3 separate regions of the Homo sapiens genome follow, and regions 2 and 3 are each linked to region 1. Evidence: chromatin loops called from intact Hi-C (ENCODE). Cell type or tissue: ovary. All regions are shown on one strand. Region 1 overlaps LAG3 (lymphocyte activating 3). Region 2 overlaps COPS7A (COP9 signalosome subunit 7A). Region 3 overlaps LPAR5 (lysophosphatidic acid receptor 5).

Region 1 (8,000 bases):
TTGAAATAAAGATGTGGTAGCTTTTGTCTTTTCCACGCTGTCCCTCTGGGGGAAGCCAGTTGCTGTGTCGTGTTGTGAGAGGCCCCATAAAGACACCCACACAGGGAGGAGTTAAGGCCTCTGGCCGACAGCCTCCCGAGTGAGCTGTCTTGGAGGCAGAATCTCCAGCCCCATCCCAGCCTTCAGATGGCTCCAGACCTGACCCTCACCTCAGCAGCAACCTCATGAGCAACCCTGTGCCAGAACTACTCAGCAAGACTGCTCCTGGATTCCTCGTTGTGTGAGATAATGTTTATTATTATTGTTATTATTCTTTTTAGACACAGGATCTCACCCTGTCACCCAAGCTGGAGTGAAATAGCACAATCATGGCTCACTACAGCCTGGAAATCCTAGCCTCCAGTGATTCTTCTCCCTCAGCCTCCTGAATAACTAGGACCACAGGTGCATGCCACCGTGCCCAGCTCATTTTTAAATTCAAAAAGAAAAAAAAATGGTAGGCTGGGTGTGGTGGTTCACGCCTGTAATCCCAGCACTTTGGGAGGCCGAGGCAGGCGGATCACGAGGTCAGGAGATCCAGACCCATCCTAGCTAACACAGTGAAACCCCGTCTCTACTAAAAACACAGAAAGTTAGCCGGGCGTGGTGGCTGGCGCCTGTAGTCCCAGCTACTCCAGAGGCTGAGGCAGGAGAATTGCTTGAACCCGAGAGGCGGAGCTTGCAGTGAGCCGAGATGGCACCAAACTGCACTCCAGCCTGGGCGACAAAAGCAAAACTCTGTCTCAAAAATAATTTATTAATTATTAATTAAAATACAAAAATTCAAAAATTAGCAGGGTGTGGTGGTATGCACCTGTAGTCCCAGCTACTTGGGAGGCTGAGGCAGGAGAATCGCTTGAGCCCGGGAGATGGAGGTTGCAGTGAGCCGAGATCAAGCCACTGCACTCCAGCCTGGGTGACAGAGTGAGACTCTGTCTCAAAAAAAAAAAAAAAGTAGAAGTGTGATCTCACTAAGTCACCCAGGCTGGTCTCACACTCCCGGCCTCAAGCAATCCTCCTGCCTCAGTCTCCCAAAGTGTTGGGATTACCAGTGTGAGCCACCACACCCAGCTTATTATTTTAAATTACTAAGTTTTAGGGTAATTTGTTTGTTATACGCCAATAGGTAACTCACGCACCCCCCTTCCTTCTTAACAAGGAGCTGAGATGATTCCCACCCACCCACCCACTGAAGCTCCCTGAGCTCGTGGCCTCCTGATGCTCCTTCCCCTCCAGGACCGCAGCCTGGAACACTGGTTTACAGATCAACCTGGAGAAGCCAAATGAATTAACCAAGCTCCCTAGGGGCCTTTGGAGGACAGGAAAAGGGCTGGAGATTATCCTGCCAGACGGAGAGTGGGGGGCTGTGGGAAGAGGAGTGGGAGCAGAATGTCACCCTGAGGAGAGACCCCACAGAGAAGCACTCACGGAATGCAGCCCATATGCCCTTTCTTCCTTCTGCCCTTTGCTCTTCTCTAAGGGGTAAAGGAAAAAGGAGGCCCTTCGTTCTGCCTCTGTCCCCTCCCTGTCCCCTTTATGAAAGAGCATGGGGAAGTCCCCGCATAGGCCTCAGTGAATCTTCGATGACTACTCTCATAAGCCCAAAGGGCATAGGATGTTAGCTAGTAAAAAGGAAAAATGCCACCCACAGAACTTTCCAGGAAACCCCTGCCCTATTAAAATATCAGGGCTTCCACTAAGGCTGTGGGGAGCAGGGTCCTGGGCTGGAGCTGAGGAGTCTCTGAGCAGCAGCGAAGGGTAGGAACGATGCTTTGGAGGCTTCTTGTTTTTTGTTTTTGAGACAGGATCTCACTCTGTCACCCAGGCTGGAGTATAGTGGCACGATTATGGCTCACTGCAGCCTCAACCTCCCAGGCTTAGGTGATCCTCCCACCTCAACCTCCCAAATAGCTGGGACCACAGGGGCGTACCAGCATGCCCAACTAACTTTTTTTTTTTTTTTTTAGAGATGAGGTCTCACTATACTGCCCAGGCTGGTCTCGAACTCCTGGGCTCAAGCAATCCTTCTGCCTCCGCCTCCCAAAGTGCTGAGATTACAGGCATAAGCCATGACACCTGGCCTGGAAGCTTCTAAAAGGACTTCAAGACTTCCTTTTGCAGTGTGATCATCTCTGGCAGGGCCAGAGCTTCCTCCTTCCTGTGCCAGTGTTTCTCTGCCAGTGACAAGGCAAGAGTCATCACCATCCTGAGGCTCAGAACCTCAGATTGCTGTAAATGGTTCATTGTTCAGGCTTCAGAGGGTCCCCCCTCTACCTAAGGCTCTGCACAGAACAAAGGTGTCACCTTCTTCATCGTCTGTCTCTAATGAGTGACTATTGTGTCTCTGCAGGGACATGTCCTCAGGTCTGTCTTTTTGTGTCTTTTTGCACACGGCACACAGACCCAGTGGGATGCCACTCACACATGCCACCATGCCCCTCCTGCTCCAGCAGTTTCACTCCCACTCACCCACTCGCTTTCAATATTTTGTTCTCCTGTATGGGGTTAAAGTCCCCTGACAGAGTCATCTGTGGCCAAAGTCCAGGGCCCCACACCTATTTGCAGGCAGAGGTCTCTGTCCCATGCCAGACTGGAGGATGCCATGTGCTGAGGCCGTGTTTGCTCTGCTGAGAGGACCATTGACATGGCCCAGGTGAATGCTCCAAGACAGACAGACAGAGCAGGGCGCAGGCCGACTTGGGTTCTTCAATATCATTCTTAGCATGACCAGAGCAGGCCTGCTTTCTCCTTCACTAATGGATAATCAGACAAGTACTCCACACACACAGAGCACTTCACAGTTTCCAAAGCCCTTTATTATCCAATATTCACAACAACCCATTTTGGTGGGTTATTATCATTATCCCATTTAATAGGTGAGGAAACTGAGGCTCAGGGAGATTGACTACAGTTACATCAGCAAAGCTGGAATGAGAAGCCGGGGCTCCCGACTCCCACAGCTGCAGCTGGCTGTTTTGCTCTACGCACAGGCCTTTGTTCACAGCCTTCCCCTTTGTCAGACATAGATTACACCCTTGAGAGGGCCAGCCAGGGCTGTATCTCCTGAGACATGCATTGTTCAGTCCCTCTCCTGAAGGGTGCATAGGACATGTGACAGTCACCGGGCACATACTCATATGCTGCACATAGAACGTGCATAATACAAAGGCGGTGCCTGCATTCACAGCAGTCTGTGCCCTGCCTTGTCCACTGCACTGCTCAACTCCTCAGGCCTGCCGCAGCCGGCCCAGTGACCTCCGTTGGGGTGTGACAAGCAGTGACCACTGGGTGGCAGTGTGTTCTCATGCCTGGGACCAGAAAAGCCTCCAAGGGCTGAGGAACGTGGGGGGTGGGGCAGAGGTAGGAGCCCCAGCCGGCTGCCCAGAGAGGTTTCCAGACCGGATCTCCTGGAAGACTTGACAAGGCAGTCCTCTGCGCGCCGCGCGTGTGTGTGTGTGTGTGTGTGTGTGCGTGTGCGCGCGCGCGTGTGTGTGCATGTGTGTGTGCACGTGCGCGCGAGCATATGTGCGCATCTGCTGCAGCCGGAGGGCCAAGGACAAGTGCTGAAGTGCAGCTGAGTGTGGGGTGGGGTGGACCCAAAGGACAAAAATATCAAGGAAACCAGGGCAGCCAGCGCACTGTGGGTGGAAGGTGGGTGGAAGGACGGAGGAGAGAGCTGCGGAGGCAAGGGGCAAGGGCTTTTTCGGGGGAGCTTCAGAGAAATGATTACCCAGGAGAGAGAAAGAGAGAGTGAGCGCAAGAGAGAGAGAGACCAAGAAAGAAACACGAAGCAGCCAGAAACAGAAAAGGGGAAGGTGAGGGAGGCTGGCTGGGGAAAGTAGGTTAGGAGGCTAGGGTGGGAGAAGGGAGCCCTCAGAGGCTGGGGAGAGACGGGAACCTTCACTTGGACAAGAAAGAGCCAGACTCAGGCTTGCTGCTGACAGGGAGTTTATTTGGACTGGGCTGCTGAGATCTGCTGGCTGCCTCAGCTCCAGGTCAGAGCTGCTCCGGCTCGGGCTCGGGCTCGGGCTCCGGTTCCGGCTCCGGCTCCGGCTCCGGTTCTTGCTCCAGCTCCTCTATCTTGCTCTGAGCCTGCGGAGGGTGAATCCCTTGCTCTAAGGCAGAAAATCGTCTTGGTCGCCACTGTGAGAAGAGATGGAGAGAGAGACGGAGGGCGGAAGGAGGAGAAGGATGAAGGGAAGCGGATGAGGAGGGACACTGAGTCCCTCTATTTTTTCTCAGCGCCCCTGCCCTCCCCATCTGGTCCTGGCTTTCTCCCAACCCCCCTTCCAGCCTACCCAGGCACAAGCCATCCCTGGAGTGAGAGGCTTATGAAGAAGGGGGGCTCTGAGGGCAAGTTCAGGGTCCCATTTGGTCACCTTCCTGAGGAAGGGGTGCCATCAGCACTCTGAGGATGGAAGAGCGGGAGCTGCTGGGGGGCGGGGTTGCCATGTCCCTGGCTCACCTGTCTTCTCCAAAGGTGAAAGCCAAAGGCTCCAGTCACCAAAAGGAGCAGAGAAAGGACACCAAGGATGAGAAACAGCAGGAGGTGGCCTGCTGGGAGGGCACCTGGGGCTCTCCCAGAGCGTTGGGCACCTATGGAGAAAGTACAGGATGAGGCATAGGGTCAGGACTAGAAAGGACACTTTGTCATTCTCTCAGACTTTACAGATGCAATGAGATCCAGAGAGTTTAAGGGACTTGTCCCAGGGTCATTCAGCTGATCAGTGGCGGAAACGGGTCAACCCTAGGCAAAAGCCAGAGATCAGGTCCCTGACTGGAAAGAAAAGCGCTGGGATGGGGGTGGCAGGGGCTGTTCTGGAAGGAGGATAAAGATTATTGCTGTGGCGTTTGGGTCCTGGCATTCTGGGGCCTCGGACCTGGGCTAGACAGCTCTGTGAAGTACACTGCTGCTCCAAGAAGCCTCTCCCCCTGGTACAGCTGGCATTGCCAAGGCTGGGAAAGGAGCTGGGCCTCCTGTGCCTCCAGCCAAGGTCCTGAGAAACTCCTCTGGGATGGGGTGTCCAGAGAGCTCCACACAAAGCGTTCTTGTCCAGATACTGGAGTCACCTCACAAAGCAGCTTCCCCAGGGATCCAGGTGACCCAAAGGATTTGGGAGTCACTGAAAAGAGTAGAAGGAAGAGATCTTTTGGGATTCTGCCCCCCTTACGTGATATCACAGGTTGAACCCCAAGTCTCAATCACCCTGCACTCACTTGGGTTCTGGCCAGGGGAGGTTGGGGAAGGACATCATGGGTCATGGCCACGTTCATCTTTTTCTTTCTATTTATTTTTTTATTAAATTGTATACAGATGCGTTTTCACCATGTTGCCCAGGCTAGTCTGGAATTCCTGGACTCAAGTGCTCCTCTCGTCTCAGCCTTTCAAAGTGCTGGGATTACAGGTGTGAGCCATCATGCCCTGCCGGCCACATTTATCTTATTCAGACAATGCTCTAGTCAGCTCCCTCCCCTGCTCAAAACATTTCCAGGCTCCCTACTGCCTTCACACTCAAACTGGCCCTGGCAGACCACAGAATAAATACTATTACAGATTCTTTTACATTACTTTCTACTCAAATGCTCAGAACCCTCAAAATCAGTCAGATGAGCTGACCCCCATCTACTTCACAATTTTGGAACTTCCATGATGCGGCTCACATCAGTGTCCCCTGCCTTGTGGTGCCCCCTGAATGAACATCATCCCCCTTTCTGAAGGTATAGAGAACAGGGAACTGACCCATTCATCTAGAGACAGAGCATTCTCCAAGTTGTAAAGTGAGAGATGGGTGGGTGGGAGGAGACAAAGGGTGAAGGGCATCTGAGTAGTGTCCTGGAGAGTGATTTGGTGATGCAGACACCTGAGTTTAGACCCAGAGTCTGGCACTTCCCAGCTGTTTTGAGAAAGTCTTCGGGGTAACAGTATCTCTCTCATTGAGCCGTCTACATAAAACAGTTGACCTTCAAGAGGGCATTGGACAGAAAGAACTGGTGGACTTTGATGACTGATGGGATGTAGAGAGGAGGAGGCCAGGTTTCGAGGTGGATGGATACCAGTGGATTACTGACAGGCTGAGTCAGCAAGGGGATTGGTGGGAGAAAAAGCTGGGGTTCAGGGTAAGGCGGCTGAGAGGTGGTATAACATCTAGTTAGAGGTATCCAGAAAGCAAGTGAAAACTCAGGATTGGCCTTCAGGAGATGTATTATCCATTAGCATGTTCACGTATTCATTCAATCTCTATACATTATTAAGCACCTGCCGTGGGGTGCTACTACTGAGTGGCCGCAGGTGCGTGCTGCAGACATGGCTAATCTGTCATGGCCGATAGTTATCAACCAGTCAACACATACTCTCTGAGTATTCTTTTTTCTGTGTTTGTTTTATACTGTCTTGGAAAACCCTTGCTCAGTAAATATTTGCTGACCAAGGGACGGATTTATTCACTCCTCCCAAATCCAGGCCACTTCCTGCAACTCTAACCCAAGCCCTGGCTGCAAAGTAGACAAGGATTCTAGAAATATATTCTACCTCTTTCGAACCATTCAGAATTTTTGTCACCTTTCCTTCTAACTTCCCAGACCCTCCCGCCAATTGAGAGCAGGGGAGTCCCATAGAGAACGGTGGAACTTTTATCTTGTGACTCAAGAGGAGATTTTCAGTTTCGTTTCTTTATTATGGGGGTGAGAAAAGTGGGGGCCGAGATGGGCAGGCTCTGGAACTTGTGCCCAGTGGCCTGGCATCACAGGGTGGGTTTGCCTAGTCTTTGCCCTGCCAGCCCTTCCTCCCTGTCCTTTCTACCCTGGGAGGGCAGCTACTCCTTTCCCACCTGAGGCTGACCTGTGATGATTGCCAATGTGACAGTGGCATTGAGCTGCTGTTCCTGCAGATGGATATGGCAGGTGTAGGTCCCAGCCTGGGCCTGGCTCACATCCTCTAGTCGAAGGGTAAAGTCGCCATTGTCTCCAGTCACCAGGAGGTCAGGGCCTCCCCCAGGAGGAGTCCACTTGGCAGTGAGGAAAGACCGGGTCCCCACACCAGCAGGCAGGCGGCAGGGCAGCCCCACCCTGGAACCTGCTCCAGCGTACACTGTCAAGGGAGTTGGGGGCTCCAGACCTGAAGAGAAAAGAAAACCCAAAGTTAAAGCTGGGTGCTGCAGTGGGGAGGGAGTGCTGGGGCTGCAAGGAAGGGAGGCAGAAGAATTCAGGAGATGGTCTGGCTCATAAGAGTGCTAAGGAGCAGAATAAGGTGATGAGCTGAGGAGGCTCAGAAACCCAGCAAGTGGGCTTAGCCGGAAGGAGAGGGAAGGCCGGCAATGACGCTGGAAGGCCACGGGAGAAGCAAGAAGGGGTGATGGCAGCTGTGAGGCTGCCAGCAATATAAAGGGGTCGAACAGTGAGACCCACAGCAATGACGTAGGCCACTCGCTGCCGAGAACCTGGTTTGGGGACCCATAGTTAGGGGAGGTGACAAGGGGGGCAGGAAGGAGTTGTGGTCAAATGTGAAGCAGAGTGGGGGAGTTACCCAGAACAGTGAGGTTATACATGATGGAGACGTTGAAGCCATCTCTGTAGGTGAGGATGCAGCCCCAGGGCCCAGAGTCCATGGGGCTGACTTGGGGCAGGAAGAGGAAGCTTTCCGCTAAGTGGTGATGGGGGGACTCCCGGACAGGGACTCGGCCCTGGCCCCGGTTCCGGAACCAATGCACAGAGGCTGGGCGGTCAGGGCGGCTGAAGGAGCAGTTCAAAATGACCCAGTCGGAGGCTCTGAGAGATCCTGGGGGGCTGGCAGTCACTGTGCAAGGATAAAGAAGACTTCATCAGCCCACTGGAAACAATTTCCCAACACAGCAGGGCTGCCAAGCCGGAAGCTCCTGGAAACAGGCACCTGGCTTTAGACTTGTCTTCTCCTCTCCCACATCACCCTCTCCCCATCTCAGCTTCCAGCACCTGGAGGTGCATAA
Region 2 (8,000 bases), 43 kb after region 1:
GCTTCGCCTCCTGAGTTCACGCCATTCTCCTGCCTCAGCCTCCCGAGTAGCTGGAACTACAGGAGCCCGCCACCACGCCCGGCTATTTTTTTGTATTTTTAGTAGAGACGCGTTTTCACCGTGTTAGCCAGGATGGTCTTGATCTCCTGACCTCGTGATCCGCCCGCCTCGACCTCCCAAAGTGCTGGGATTACAGGCTTGAACCACCGCGCCCGGCTTTTTGTTTTGTTTTTTGTTTTTGAAACGGAGTCTTGCTCTGTCGCCCAGGCTGGAGTGCAGAGGCGCGATCTCGGCTCTCTGCAAACTTAGGCTCACTGCAACCTCCGCCTCCCGGGCTCAAGTGATTCTCCTGCCTCAGCCTGCCGATTAGCTGGGACTACAGGCGCCCACCACCATGCCCAGCGAATTTTTTTTTTTTTTTTTTTTTTGAGACAGAGTCTCGCTCCTGTCGCCCAGGCTGGAGTGCAGTGGCGCGATCTTGGCTCACTGCAAGCTCCGCCTGCCGCGTTCACGCCATTCTCCTGCCTCAGCCTCCCAAGTAGCTGGGACTACAGGCGCCCGCCACCACGCCCGGCTAATTTTTTTTTTTTTTTTTTTTTTTGTATTTTTAGTAGAGACGGGGTTTCACCGTGTTAGCCAGGATGGTCTCGATCTCCTGACCTCGTGATCTGCCCGCCTCCGCCTCCCAAAGTGCTGGGATTACAGCCGTGAGCCACCGCGCCAGGCCTAATTTTTGTATTTTTAGTAGAGACAGGGTTTCACCCTGTTGGCCAGGATGATCTCGATCTCTTGACCTCGTGATCTGCCCACCTTGGCTTCCCAAAGTGTTTGGATTACAGGCATGAGCCACCGCGCCTGGCTTTCTTTTCTTTAGTGGTCGCTCTAGGACAGGCATTGGTGACATCTCGCCTCACTGCAACCTCTGCCACCTGGGTTCAGGCAATTCTCCTGCCTTGGCCTCCTGAAAAGCTGGGATTACAGGCGCCTGCCACCTCGCCTGGCTAATTTTTGTAGTTTTGGTGGAGGCGGACTTTCACCATTTTGGCCAATCTGTTCTTGAACTCCTGACCTCGTGATCCACCCGCCTCGGCCTCCCAAAGTGCTGGGATTATAGGCAAGAGTCACTACACTGGGCCGGCAAACTTTTTCTGTAAAGGGCCAGATACAATAAATATGATGAGCTTTGTCAGCCATACAATGTGTGTTGCAACACCCAAATCTGATGCTGTAGTGCAAAAGCAACCATACATGATATGCAATGAATGAGGTGTAACTACAGTCCAACAAAACTGTATTTACAAAAACAGGCAGTGGGCTGGATTTGGCCTGTGGAATATGGTTTACTAACCCTTACTATGGGGATTACAAAATACATACTTTTCACAATCAGAGTTTTTTTCTACCACTTCAAGTTAAATGTAGAAATTTTACCACAACATAGCTCCCTTTACTGTCTCATCTCGTAGTTCTCATATGTGTTACTATAAATGACAAACACCACATACTACAAATACTGAAACTCCACATACTAAACGCTAAAAATGCTTAGTTCTAGGTGAATTTATCTATTGATTTTTAATTTTTGAGACAGGGTTTCACTCCTGTTGCCCAGACTAGAATGCAATGGCACAATCTTGGCTCACTGCAACCTCTACCTCCCAGGCTCAAGCAATTCTCCTGCCTTAGCCTCCCAAGTAGCTGGGACTACAGGCACAGGCCACCATGCCCCACTAATTTTTTTTGTATTTTTTATAGCGGCGAAGTTTCACCATGTTGCCTAGGCTAGTCTAGAACTCCTAGGCTGAAGAGATCTGCCCATCTCAGCCTCCCAAAGTGCTGAGATTATAGGTGTGAGTCACCACACCTAGCCTTCTAGGTGAATTTATTTATTTCTTGAGACGGAGTTTCACTCTTCTTGCCCAGGCTGGAGTGCAATGGCGCGATCTCAGCTCACTGCAACCTCTACCTCCAGGTTCAAACAGTTCTCCTGCCTCAGCCTCCCAAGTAGCTGGGATTACAGGCATGCACCACCACGCCCGGCTAATTTTTGTGTTTTTAGTAGAGACAGGGTTTCACCATGTTGGCCAGGCTGGTCTCCAACTCCTGACCTCAAGTGTTCCGCCCGCCTTAGCCTCCCAAAGTGCTGGGATTACAGGCGTGAGCCGCGGTGCATGGCTCTAGGTGAATTTATAATTGTTTTAAAATTATATTTAGAGAATTCCCTCTTGAGACAAACATCAAATTTATGATTTTCTTTCAGCTGTCATAAACATTTTAAAGAACTTAAGAGGAGAAAAATAATCTATTATATTTACCATTGCTGCTGCTCTTCATCCTTAATGTTCCGTGTTTCCTTTGGTGTCATTTCTCTTCTGCCTAAAGAACTTCCTTTAGGATTTTACAGCGGGTTTTCCGGTGACAAATTCTTATTTTCCTTCACCTGAGAATATCTTTATTTCACATTCATTCCTGAGCAATATTTTCACTGGATATAGGATTTTGAGTTAATTCCCTTAAGCCCCTTAAAAGTATCATTCTAGTTCCACCTGACTTTCATAGTTTCTGACGAAAAATGTGCAGTCATTTGAGTCATTTTTATCCTGTGTGAAAAGCACTGTTTTTCTGAATGCTTGTGGGACTTTTTTCTTTGTCTTTAACCTTCGGCAATTTTATTCTGATGTGTCCAGATATGGATTTTTTTTTTTTTTTTTGAGACAGAGTCTAGCTCTATCACTCAGGCTGGAGTGCAGTTGGCTTGATCTCGGTTCACTGCAACTTCCACCTCCCAGGTTCAAGTGATTCTCCTGCCTCAGTCTTCCAAGTAGCTCGGACTACAGGCATGTGCCACCACGCTGGCTATGGACATGGATTTGAGTATATCTTGTTTGCTATCCACCAAACTTTTTGAATCTGTCTTTGTCTTTTGCCAGGTTTGGGAAGTTTTTGTTTTTGTTTTTGTTTTTGAGACAGAGTCTCGCTGTTGTCACCCAGGCTGGGGGAGTGCAATGGCACAATCTCAGCTCACTGTAACCTCCACCTCCCAGGTTGAAGCGATTCTCCTGCCTCAGCCTCCCAAGTAGCTGAGATTACAGGTGCCTGCCACCACGCCTGGCTAATTTTTGTATTTTTAGTAAAGGTGGGGTTTCACCATGTTGGCCAGGCTAGTCTCGAACTCCTGACCTCAGGTGAATGGTCCAGCTCAGCTTCCCAAAGTGCTGGAATTACAGGCGTGAGCCACCACATCCGGCCTAGTTATTGCTATTTTCTGTTTGGTTCTTTATATCTTCCATTTCTTTGCTAAGACTTTCTTTACATTTGTTTCAAAAGCATTCTCCCTTTCTTCTTCCTGCATGGTTAGACTGCTTGCAGCATTTGCTTTAAATTCCAACACTTCTGCCTCCTTGGGGTTGGCTGTCTTTTCCCTGGAGAGTTATTTGTATGCTGAGTCACCTTAAATCATACTCTGGATATTTTGAATATTATGGTTTGAGGCTCTGGGTCTTGTTAAAATCTTAAGGAGCATGTTGAACATGTTGAATGGTAATTTGTTTTAGCAGGTAATCAGGTTCAGGCAGCAAGTTTTGACCTGCCTTTTTGGCACTGTGGTTTCAATGTCGGTTTTATTTTAAAAGTGTTTGCAGTGCTATTTGGATCAGGCCGGCTCGGGTGCCACCCAGTGGCCAGTCAGACCTGGACAGTGATCCATTCTGTAATTCAGTTCACAAAGCCTTAGGTAGGCTGTTCAGGGACAGATCTACGCTTGCACAGCTCAGAGCTTAGCCCAGGAGTTCATAAACTTTTACGGGATTGTTCTCTTGATTTTCCTCCCGTGTCTCTCTGACATTTTTTGGGCCCCTGGGGCTTCCCTCTCCATTCCCATATGATCGTGCCACTGTACTCCAGCCTGGGTGACAGAGCAAGACATGGTCTCAAAAGCAAAATAAAACAAAAAACAAGATGTATTTGCCAATTGACTGATAAATGAACAGTAAGTATAGGATTGTCTATCTTGCCCCATTCCCCAAATTATGCATTTCCTATTGAGGGACAGGCAGCGGGTCACAGAATGAAGCCTTTCTGCCTGCAGGCCTTTATCCCACTATTCTTCCCATCCAAGATGCTCGCCCTCTCTTTCATCAGGCTAATTCCTACTTGGGCTTCTAGTTTCAGTTTAAAGGTCATGTCCTTGGAGGCTTTTCTGACCCCAAGCAAGATGTAGATCCCAGTTAAATGCTTTCGTGTCACCCAATACTTCTTAAAGTACTTATCACACTTGTAATATATAACCATGTACTTAAGAACCTCAAAGGACAAGTTTCTCTTGCTCTCTTGCCCTGTACTCAAAAGTTTCACTTTTCCCTTCTCTCTCAGACGGTGACCTTGGGCCCCCTTACATGTCTTCCAAGGCCCTGCAGTAGCCTTTTCAGAGCCCTTGCAGAGCTGAGTCAATGAGGGTGATGAGGGCACATTTCCAGTTCACACCCCGGAGGTTCTAATTCAATAGAAAAGGGTGGAAGTGGGGTCCAGGAATGCACATTTTCAGAAGCTCCCCTGATGATTTTGATGCTGGTGGCCCAGAAAAACTGCCTGTGATAGGCAGCTTCTAACATGGTTTCCAATGATTCCTGCTTGCTGACAGCCACACCCTGTGTAACCTTCACCCCTTGAGTATAGACTGGACCTGGTAACTGGTAAAAGTGAGGTAATGTCACTTCCATGATTAAGTAACAAAAGACTGTGACTTCATCTTGCTGGTGTTGTCTTTCTGGCTCTTGCTGTGATGGAGAAGGCTACCTCGGTGGCCTCTGGCCAACAGTCAATCAGGAAACGAGGTCCCCGGTCCAACCATCTGTGAAGTAGTGAATCCTGCTGACAACCACCGAGCGAGCTGGGAAGCAAATCCTCCCCAGTTGAACCCTGAGAGGACTATGGCCCTAGCTAACACCTTGACTCCAGTCTTGTGAGAAACCTAAGCAGAAAACTAAGCTCAGCCGTGCCGATTCCTTACCCACAGAAACAGATCATATTTATATGTTGTTTTAAGGCATGGTTTTAGGGTAATCTATTACGTAGTAATAGATAACTGTTGTGACCAGCCCTAAAATCATCCAAGATCACTATCCAGTAAGGATCAGCACGTGAGTGTGCAAGTGGATGACACGATTCTTGGTTAGGAAGATTCTCCTGGTGCCCTGGGCCTGGTTACACATGGAATCCCTAAATCCTGAACCCAATTTCGCAGTCAAAAACTGATCCTCACCAGCACCCAAATAATCTACTGTCCTTTCCCCATGCCTTCACAGCCAAGACCCTTCTTTCTGTGAATCAAAGGCAAATGGCATTTGTCTTTGTCCCATAACCTTGGGATGTGAATGGTTTCCCCTCCCTCTTTGGGTGAAGTCAGGCAGTCCCAGCCTAGGCCACATTGGACTTGAGAGCCATTCTTAAAGGCTAGAATAAGGGAGGCCTGGGAAGTTATGGCACCATTAGCCGGGACCAGCTTACACGTAAAGGTGATACTAAGTTTCAAAGGAAAATTGGAGCACGGGCAGGGGTGGCAGGACAGGCTCAAAGCACCAGGAGTTAGCAGCTTTTACACACTGGCGGGCGTGGGAAGAAGGGGTTTATTTCAGAGGCAGAGACTGAGAATCAAGTCTTGCTTGTCTAGGGAAAAGCTGAGAAGCTAAGAGTTTCAACTCCTGAAATGGGGCTCCCTAGACTGGTTTCGTTAAGTGACTGCCCCGCTCAAGACAACAAGCTTACCTAGCCAATTTGTAATCAAAAACCTAGGATCTGGCCGGACGTCGTGGCTCACGCCTGTAATCTCAGCACTTTGGGAGGCTCAGGCAAGCGGATCACCTGAGATCGGGAGTTCGAGACCAGCCTGACCAACACGGAGAAACCCTGTCTCTACTAAAAATACAAAAATTAGCTGGGCATGGTGGCACATGCCTGTAATCCCCGCTACTCGGGAGGCTGAGGCAGGAGAATCACTTCAACCCAGGAGACGGAGGTTACAGTGAACCGAGATTGTGCCATTGCACTCCAGCCTGGGCAACAAGTGCGAAACTTCGTCTCAAAAACAAAAAACAAAAAACAAAAAACAAAAAACAATGCAACAATGCAGGATCCCACTCCCACCTTTTTTTTTTTTTTTTTTTTTTTGAGATGGAGTTTCGCTGTGTCGCCAGGCTGGAGTGCAGTGTTGCCATCTTGGCTCACTGCAACCTCTGCCTCCTGGGTTCGAGCAATTCTCCTGCCTCAGCCTCCCGAGCAGCTGGGATTACAGGCAAGCACCACCACGCCCGGCTAATTTTTGTATTTTTAGTAGAGATGGGGTTTCACCATGTTGGCCAGAAAGGTCTTGATCTCTTGACCTCGTGATCTGCCCGCCTCGGCCTCCCAAAGTACTGGGATTACAGGCATGAGCCACCATGCCCAGCCCCTACTCCCACTTTCTAATTCCATGACTGATAGCTTTAGGACCAATGAAGAGTGGTCTATCCTAAATCTCCACCTAAAGAACATCACAAGCTCTGGGGAGCAGCTGTCAACCCCAGGACCCTCAGAAGGCAACCACTTCACATGCAAATGAAGGCTCAACTGTCCACTAGAGCTCTCCAAATCTAGGGAGTCCATGGCAGCACTCTAGGCCATGGATTCTGATCCTTCTAGCACACTCCCTGGAGAGCTCTAGTGGACAGAGGACAGAAGTCCAATGGCTTCTTCTTGCCACAGATCTGACAGTTCTGTGTGGTTCTGATGTGAAAATTCAAGTTCATTACCAACTCTTTCCCTTATAATTCTATGAGGTGGGAGGACATAGTCTGAACTCAAGCTCCTTGAGAGCAGAAACAGCGGCCATCATTTGTATGTCCAGTGCCTTTCAGTAAGTATCCACTACTTTTTTTTTTTTGAGACGGAGCTCATTCTGTCGCCCAGATTGGAGTGCAGTGGCACGATCTCGGCTCCCTGCAACCTCCGCCTCCCGGGTTCACACCATTCTCCTGCCTCAGTCTCCCAAGTAGCTGGGACTACAGGTGCTCGCCACCATGCCCGGCTATTTTTTTTGTATTTTTAGTAGAGATGGGGTTTCACTGTGTTAGCCAGGATGGTCTCAATCTCCTGACCTCATGATCCACCCGCCTTGACCTCCCAAAGTGCTGGGATTAGAGGCGTGAGCCACCGCGCCCGGCCTTTTTTTTTTTTTTGAGATGGAGTCTCACTCTGTCACTCAGGCTGGAGTGCATGATCTCGGCTCACTGCAACCTCCACCTTCCAGGTTCGAGCGATTCTCCTGCCTCAGCCTCCTTAGGGGATTATGGGCATGAGCCACCACACCCAGCTAATTTTTTTGCATTTTTAGTAGAGATGGGTTTCACCATGTTGGCCAGGTTGGTCTCACACTCCTGACCTCAAGTGATACGCCCGCCCTGGCCTCCCAACATGCTGGGATTACGGTCGTGAGCCACTGCACCCAGCCATATCCATTACTTCTGAATGGATGCTGAGCAACCTGTCCAAAGCCATACAGCTTGGGATCTAGGCCTCAGCCAGGGACTCAGCAAATAGTATCTGGGTCTCTTCATTTTCCAGCACTGTGCTTGAGTGAATTGGGAATGAGTCTTCTTCCCATCCACAAATATCAAACACAGAAGATACCCAGTTCAGGGTAGTTTGTAGATAGATTTCTCATAGATTTATTTCTGCGTCATATTATATATAGATATATGCATATATACCTTTTTTTTTTTAATACAATCTATATACCCTTCCCTTCCCCACCAAACTCACAAAAGGAGATTAAACCCTTCCAGGATTGCCATCAAGCTTCCCGAGATGGCCAGGGCCAAGAAAGAATCATCTCTCAACATGTTAAGAAACGGCTGCCATTCTTAGGCTCTGGGGTTGAAGCAGCAGCATTCCCAGGACCCAAGGGCCAGAGAGAGGAAAAGAAATGACTGTAGTGTGACAGGATTCTAGGATGAACATGTCCAGTG
Region 3 (8,000 bases), 150 kb after region 1:
CCTGAGGTCAGGAGTTCGAGACCAGCCTGGCCAACATAGTGAAACCCAGTCTTCTCTACTAAAAATACAGAAATTGGCCGGGCATGGTGGTTCACGCCTGTAATCCCAGCATTTTTTGGAGGCTGAGGCGGGCAGATCACCTGAGGTTGGGAGTTCGAGACCAGCCTGACCAACATGGAGAAACCCCATCTCTACTAAAAATACAAAATTAGCTGGGCGTGGTGGCACATGCCTGTAATCCCAGCTACTAAGGAGGCTGAGGCAGGAGAATCGCTTGAACCTGGGAGGCAGAGGTTGCGGTGAGCGGAGATCGTGCCATTGCACTCCAGTCTGGGCAACAAAAGTGAAACTCCATCTCAAAAAAAAAAAAAAAAAAGAAATTAGCTGGGCGTGGTGGTGAGCGCCTGTAATCTCAGCTATTCAGGAGGCTGAAGCAGGAGAATCACTTGAACCCGGGAGGCGGAGGTTGCAGTGAGCCGAGATTCTGCCACTTCACTGCAGCCTGGGTGACAGAGCATGCGAAACTCCATCTCAAAAAAGAAAAGGAAGGAAGGAAGGAAGGAAAGAAAGAAAGACAGACTTGAGGTTCTTTGAAAATCATCCATCCACTCATTCAGTGTCTAGTATATGCTTTCTAATTGGAAGGATCTACTGGTTCTCCAAGTAATGGTTAAGAATGATCAAGTGGGCCTGGCGCGGTGGCTCACGCCTGTAATCCCAGCTCTTTGAGAGGCCAAGGCGGGCAGATCACGAGGTCAGGAGATAGAGACCATCCTGGCTAATACAGTGAAACCCCAGCTCTACTAAAAATACAAAAAATTAGCCGGGTGAGGTGGCAGGTGCCTGTAGTCCCAGCTACTCGGGAGGCTGAGGCAGGAGAATGGCGTGAACCCGGGAGGCAGAGCTTGCAGTGAGCCCAGATTGAGCCACTGCACTCCAGCCCGGACGACAGAGCAAGACTCTGTCTCAAAAAAAAAAAGAAAAAAGAAAAAGAAAAGAATGATCAAGTGATACTGTAATCATAGTGTAAACTGTTATTGAAATCTTGTTTGCAAGCTGTTTCCAAACAGGTCTTTTAAGGGAAGTGGTCTTTTACTGAGTTATACATTTGGACAAGATTGATACAAGAGCTATTATCACAGGATTAGAGCGTGGGCGGGGGTAGTTGGGGGCGGGATGGGTGTAGGAGGTGGGGAGGGTGGATTTCCTGTTAAGCAGCCAATGAGTATCGCTCAGGACCTGCTAAATGCAGAGAGTGAAATGTGTCTGCAAGGTGCGCTCCCACCCTAGGAGCTTACCATCTAGTTGGGGAAATAGAACAAATATACATAAAACGATTGAGGGGCTCAAAACAGCAAACTAAGTGCTTACGTATGCACTTAAGGGGGAATTTTAAGGAGGTTTATTTATTTTTTTGAGATGGAGTTTCGCTTTTGTCACTCAAGCTGGAGTGCAGTGGCACGATCTCTGCTCACTGCAACCTCCGCCCCTTGGGTTCAAGCAATTCTCCTGCCTCAGCCTCCCGAGTAGTTGGGATTACAGGCACCTGCCACCTCGCCCGGCTAATTGTTTGTATTTTTAGTAGAGACGAGGTTTCACCATGTTGGCCAGGCTGGTCTCGAACTCCTGGCCTCGTGATACGCCTGCCTCGGCCTCCCAAAGTGCTGGGATTACAGGCGTGAGCCACCATTCCCGGTCTATTTACTTATTTTTATTTAGACGGAGTCTCACTCTGTTGCCCAAACTGTAGTGCAGTGGCATGATCTTCGTTCACTGCAACCTCCGCCTCTTGGGTTCAAGTGATTCAAGGAGGCATATTTATGTGTATGTGTGAAAGATGAGTTTATGTCACCACTTTTGGAAGTGGTTATTTTTAATAACCCACTTCAAATAACCCACTTTATACATTTCAGTTGGACAATGAGGAAGTGAAATAATGTATCTATGTTAGATATTATGTATAGAAATTAAAATATGGTGATGATCAGTAAATGATACCTATTATTTTTAACATTTACAGAGGTAGGTGCTGAGAATACACAAAGATGAATAAGCCATGGTCCACAGCCCCTCCCTCTAAGAGTTCACAGTCTAATGGGAGGGGCAGACCAGGAACAGCTGACTACCATGCATGGGGAGAGCTCTGATAAACCTGCGCACTGTTGCGGAGGCACAAGTGAGGGTACCACATCCGCCTTGTGTTGCGGGGGCGGTTAGGGAAGGCTTTGCAGAGTCCTGAGAAAATACTAGGCTTGCCAGTTGGAGAACGGGAGGCAGGGCATTCCAAGTTGAAGAAACACCACATACAAAGGCAGAGTCCTGAAAACATAAGGTATGTCCACAATTAGTATTAGTTTGGTGTGAATGGAGCAAAGGAGCATGGAGCAGGGGAGTGTATCAGAAATGAGCCTGGTTTTACTTGCTTTTCAGCATGTTTAAGTCTCATTTGGTATTATTTTCATTGTTGAGACTGGTATTTTGCAGAGGAAGTATTTCTTTATTCCCTTTAACTGTTTTACTATATCTCTTACAAGTCTCAAACTGCTGATGGTGGTGGTTGGAAGGAGAACAAAACCAAATACAAGAAAAACTTGTGGCCAGGTACAGTGGCTCATGCCTGTAATCCTAGGACTTACAGAGCCCAGGGCAAAAGGATTGCTTGAGCCTGAGTTTAAGACCAGCCTGGGCAACACAGTCAGACCCCGTTTCTATGAAAAAATTTTTTCTTTTTTTGAGATGGAGTCTTGCTCTGTTGCCCAGGCTGGAGTGCAGTGGCGCGATCTTAGCTCACTGCAACCTCTGTCTGCCTCCTGGGTTCAAGCGATTCTCCTGACTCAGTCTCCCGGGTAGCTGGGATTACAGGCACCTGCCACTATGCCTGGCTATTTTTTTGTATTTTTAGTAGAGACGAGGTTTCACCATGTTGGCTAGGCTGGTTTCGAGCTCCTGACCTCAAGTGATCCACCCACCTCAGCCTCCCAAAGTGCTAGGATTACAGGCATGAGCCACTGCCCCTGGCCATCTACAAAAAATTTAAAAATTAGCCAGGGATGGTGGCACACGCCTGTAGGTCCAACTACTCAGAGACTGAGGTAAGAGGATCACTTGAATCTGGGAGTTCAGGACTGCAGTGGGCCAAGATCGAGCCACTGCTTTCCAGCCTGGACCACGGAGTGAGACCCTGTCTCAAAAAAAACAAAAAACAAAAAACAAACAAAAAACTTGTTATAGCCAGATTTATGACTTATTTTCTTGCAACAATTTAAACAGTTCCTTTTTTTTTTTTTGAGACGGAGTCTCACTGTCGCCCAGGCTGGAATGCAGTGGCGTGAACTCGGCTCAGTGCAAATTCTGCCTCCCGGGTTCCCGCCAGTCTCCTGTCTCAGCCTCCTGAGTAACTGGGACTACAGGCGCCCACCACCACGCTCAGCTAAATTTTTTTGTATTTTCAGTAGAGACGAGGTTTCACCATGTTAGCCAGGATGGTCTCGATCTCCTCACCTTGTGATCCGCCCGCCTTGGCCTCCTAAAGTGCTGGGATTACAGGCATGAGCCACCGCGCCCGGCCCTCTTTTTTTTTTTTTTTTGAGACGGAGTCTCTGTTGCCCAGGCTGGCGTGCAGTGGCTCAATCTCGGCTCACTGCAAGCTCCGCCTCCCGGGTTCATGCCATTCTCCTGCCTCAGCCTCCTGAGTAGCTGGGACTACAGGCGCCTGCCACCACGCCCGGCTAATTTTTTGCATTTTTAAAAGAGACGAGATTTCACCGTGTTAGCCAGGATGGTCTCAATCTCCTGACCTCGTGATCCGCCTGCCTCGGCCTCCCAAAGTGCTGGGATTACCAGCGTGAACCACCACGCCCGGCCTAAACAGTTCCTTTTGAAAGTAATAAGCTCGGTGTCTTGGGATAATTGCTCAGGGTCTCAGACAACTTCTCTCCCTAAGATGACATCTAGACACCCATGTTCACAGTGGCATTATTCACAATAGCCAAAAGGTGGAAAGAATCCAAGTATTCACTGACAGATGAATGGATGAGCAAAACATTATACAATGAAATACATTATTCAGCTATAAAAATGAAATTCCAGGCCAGGTGCGGTGGCTCACATCTGTAATCCCAGCACTTTGGGAGGCCGAGCCGGGTGGATCACCTGAGGTCAGGAGATCGAGACCAGCCTGACCAACAGGGAGAAACCTCGTCTCTACTAAAAATACAAAATTAGCCAGGCGTGGTGGCGCATGCCTGTAATCCCAGCTACTTGGGAGGCTGAGGCAGGAGAATCGCTTGAACCCTGGAAGCAGAGGTTGCGGTGAGCCGAGATCGTGCCATTGCACTCCAGCCTGCGCAACAAGAGCGAAACTAGGTCTCAAAGAAAAAAACGGAAAAGAAAAAAAAAGAAATTCCTTTACATACTACAACATGAATAGATCTTGGAAACATTATGCTAAGTGAAATAAACCAGACACAAAAGGACAAATATTGTATGATTCCACTCATATGAGGTATCTAGAATAGGCAAATTCATTGAGACAGAAAGTAGACTAGAACCAGAAGCTGAATGGGGTGCGGTGGGTAGTACTGCTTAATGACTGCAGAGTTGTTGCTTGGTTGATGAAAAAGTTCTATTTCTGGAAACAGAGAGTGGTGACGGTTAAGCAACACTGTCTTGGTCTTTGTTGTTGTTGTTGTTGTTTTTGAGACGGACTCTCACTCTGTCTCCCAGGCCGGAGTGCGATGGATTAGACCTGCTAGGGGAGCACTTGGCAAAACTCAACCCACAGGGCCTTCCCCTGCCTAGCAAGACTGTGCTGTCAAATTTATTCACATGTGGCTCTGGTCAAGACTAGCATGCAATCAGCCTATGAGGGCATTATTATATTATTATTCCCATTTTACAGATGAAGAAACTGAGAAGTCAAACCATTAAGCTGAACCCAGTTTGCTTTGACCACAAATCCAGCCCTCACAGGCGCAGTGATGCATGTGATGCGTAAGGCTGGGATGTTGTTCTGTATTTGGGAGTTTTGTTTGCTTGTTTGCTTGTCTGACATGGAGTCTCACTCTGTCACCCAGGCTGGAGTGCAGTGGCGTGATCTCGGCTCACTGCAACCTCCGCCTCCCGGGTTCAAGGACTCTCCTGCTGCAGCCTCCCATGTACTCAAAGAGTTTGACCTTTATTCTTTGGATAATGAGGAGCTAGCCTAGCACCTGGTCCAAGGAGGTGCTCCATAAGACCACCTATTGATTTGTGCTTATTATCTGTCTCCCTCCAATGGAATGTAAAGGAGGTGGGGGCAAAGACTTTTTGCTTTGTTCCCTGCTGTGAACATGCCTGGAACTTTCTATGAGCTCAGTAAGCAAGGAAAGAAGGAAGGAAGAGATCTTGAGATAGTAACAGCAACCTAAGCGTTTTACACACGTCATCTTAATCTCCAAACCTCATGAATTCTCTCTCTCTCTCTCTCATTTTTTGAGACAGAGTCTCGCTCTGTCACCCAGGCTGGAGTGCAGTGGCGTGATCTCGACTCATTGCAACCTCTGCCTCCTGGATTCAATCAATTCTCATGCCTTAGCCTACTGAGGAGCTGGGATTACAAGTGCACGCCACCATACCCGGCTAATCTTTGTATTTTTAGTAGAGGCAAGATTTTGTCATGTTGGCCAGGTTGGTCTTCAACTCCTGGCCTCAAGTAATCCACCCACATCAGCCTCCCAAAGTGCTGAGATCACAGGCATGAGGTACCATGCAGCCGCCTTTTTTTTTTTTTGAGATGGAGTCTCGTTTTGTTACCCAGGCTGGAGGGCAGTGGTACGATGTCAGCTCACTGCAACCTCCGCCTCCTGGGTTCAAGTGATTCTCCTGTGTGAGCCTCCTGAGTAGCTGGGACTACAGGTGCATGCCACCACATCTGGCTAATTTTTGTATTTTTAGTAGAGACAGGGTTTTGCCAGGTTGGCCAGGCTGATCTCGAACTCCTGACCTCAGGTGATCTGCCCGCCTCAGTCTCCCAAAGTGCTGGATTACAGGTGTGGGCCACTACGCCGGCCCTGGCCCTCTTTCTTTCTTTTTTGAGATGGGCTCACTCTGTCACCCAGGCAGGAGTGCAGTGGTGGGCTTGAGGCTCACTGCACTGCAGCCTCCACCTCCCTGGAGTCAAGTGATTCTCTCACCTCAGCCTCACAAGTAGCTGGGACTACGGGCATGTGCCACAATGCCTGGCTAATTTTTTAATTTTTTAATATTTTTTATTTTATTTTTTTTTGAGACAGAGTCTTGCTCTGTCACCCAGGCCGGAGTGCAATGGTGTGATCTCGGCTCACTGCAACCTCTGCTCAAGCAATTCTCCCTGCCTCAGCCTCCTGAGTAGCTGGGATTACAGGCGCCTGCCACCACGCCCGGCTAATTTTTTTTTTTTTTTAGTAGAGACAGGATTTTGCCATGTTGGCCAGGATGGTCTCAACCTCCTGACCTCAGGTGATCCGCCCACCTCAGCCTCCCAAAGTGCTCGGATTACAGATGTGAGCCACCACGCCCAGCCTTATTTTTATTTTTTATTTTATTTTATTTATTTATTTTGAGATGGAGTTTCACTCTTGTTGCCCAGGCTGGAGTGCAATGGCGCGATCTTGGCTCACTGCAAACTCCACCCCCCAGGTTCAAGCAATTCTCCTGTCTCAGCCCCCTGAGTAGCTGGGATTACAGGCGCCCGCCCCTATGCCAGGCTAATTTTTGGTATTTTTTTTAGTAGAGATGGGGTTTCACCATGTTGGCCAAGCTGGTCTCGAACTCCTGACCTCAGGTGATCCACCTGCCTCGGCCTCCCAAAGTGCTGGGATTACAGGCGTGAGCCACCGCGCCTGGCTATTTTTATTTTTTGAGACAGAGTTTCACTTTTGTTGTCCAGGCTGGAGTGCAATGGCACAGTCTCAGCTCACTGCAACCTCTGCCTCCTGGTTTCAAGCGATTCTCCTGTCTCAGCCTCCCGAGTAGCTGGGATTACAGGTGTGCACCACCACGCCCAGCTAATTTTTGTATTTTTAGTAGAGATGGGGTTTCACCATATTGGACAGGTTGGTCTCGAACTCCTGACCTCAGGTAATCCACCCGCCTCGGCCTCCCAAAATGCTGGGATTACAGGTGTGAGCCACTGCACCTGGCCCTGTATTTTTTTGTAGAGATGGGGTTTCGCCGTGTTGCCCAGGCTGGTCCCCAACTCCTAGGTTCAAGCAATTGGTCTGCCTTGGCCTCCCAAAGTGCCAGGATTACAGGTGTAAGCCATTGCACCCAGCCAAGATTAATTTTTTTGAAGTCACACAACTAGGCAAGTTAGCAAAACCAAGATTTAAACCTAGGCATCCGAGTCCCTGCCTTCAAACCTGGGTGTTTAACACTATACTATATAGTCCTGCCGTAGGAACCTATTCTAGCCCAATGGCAGACTTGAGGCTGAGAAAAGATTCAGAAGGCCTGCCAGTGGAGCTAAACATTTGTGTGTGCAGCCCTGTCTCTGTATAACTTCCGGCTTGCCTTCCTATTCCAGGTCTCTGCTGCTGATGAAGCTGTGACCAAACGCACCCAACCCTTGGCAGCCATCTGTCCCTGCAGCCATAGCCCACATTCCCATGACCTCCCTCTGCTTGTTTTGGGACCATGTCTGTACAGCCTCTAGGCCCCAGCCCCGGAGGTGAATGCCATGCCATGATTCTGGTGTGCTCCATGGCATCCCCAGCCTAGCTCCCAATCCCACTTTGGCACGATGTTAGCCAACAGCTCCTCAACCAACAGTTCTGTTCTCCCGTGTCCTGACTACCGACCTACCCACCGCCTGCACTTGGTGGTCTACAGCTTGGTGCTGGCTGCCGGGCTCCCCCTCAACGCGCTAGCCCTCTGGGTCTTCCTGCGCGCGCTGCGCGTGCACTCGGTGGTGAGCGTGTACATGTGTAACCTGGCGGCCAGCGACCTGCTCTTCACCCTCTCGCTGCCCGTTCGTCTCTCCT

Evidence for each region. Hi-C counts contacts between places; a loop is a spot of excess contacts. Peaks named below come from ENCODE experiments on the same cell type or tissue, not always from the same donor. Only the 100,000 strongest peaks of a DNase experiment are listed, where the experiment ranks them.
Region 2: a loop joins it to region 1, with 2.1 times the contacts of the local background. A loop is called at or near these places in 75 of 110 quality-filtered maps.
Region 3: a loop joins it to region 1, with 2.5 times the contacts of the local background. A loop is called at or near these places in 47 of 110 quality-filtered maps.

What each region holds. Positions count from the first base shown.
Region 1 is chr12:6,774,426-6,782,425 of GRCh38, reverse strand. LAG3 (lymphocyte activating 3) reads right to left here. Exons shown (of 8, transcript NM_002286.6): 4 at 7,562-7,831; 5 at 6,878-7,153; 6 at 4,920-5,162; 7 at 4,505-4,635; 8 at 3,971-4,182. The coding sequence ends at 4,036. Among named protein-coding and RNA genes, the nearest start is that of LAG3, 5.9 kb to the right of the region's middle. RefSeq lists enhancers at 2,810-3,461, 3,664-3,713, 3,462-4,112. In ovary, a CTCF peak has its summit at 3,332 (motif pointing right); DNase peaks (open chromatin) are centred at 3,365 and 4,049; H3K4me3 peaks cover 1,181 bases; H3K27ac peaks cover 4,870 bases.
Region 2 is chr12:6,731,542-6,739,541 of GRCh38, reverse strand. COPS7A (COP9 signalosome subunit 7A) reads right to left here. Exons shown (of 8, transcript NM_001164094.2): 8 at 7,677-8,000. Among named protein-coding and RNA genes, the nearest start is that of COPS7A, 11 kb to the right of the region's middle. In ovary, a CTCF peak has its summit at 3,671 (motif pointing left); a DNase peak (open chromatin) is centred at 3,671.
Region 3 is chr12:6,621,008-6,629,007 of GRCh38, reverse strand. It overlaps LPAR5 (lysophosphatidic acid receptor 5), which reads left to right. Exons shown (of 2, transcript NM_020400.6): 2 at 7,544-8,000. The coding sequence starts at 7,760. LOC105369631 (a long non-coding RNA gene) reads right to left here. Exons shown (of 4, transcript XR_007063192.1): 4 at 2,242-2,319. Among named protein-coding and RNA genes, the nearest start is that of LPAR5, 11 kb to the left of the region's middle. In ovary, no CTCF peak of the experiment used is centred here; no DNase peak of the experiment used is centred here.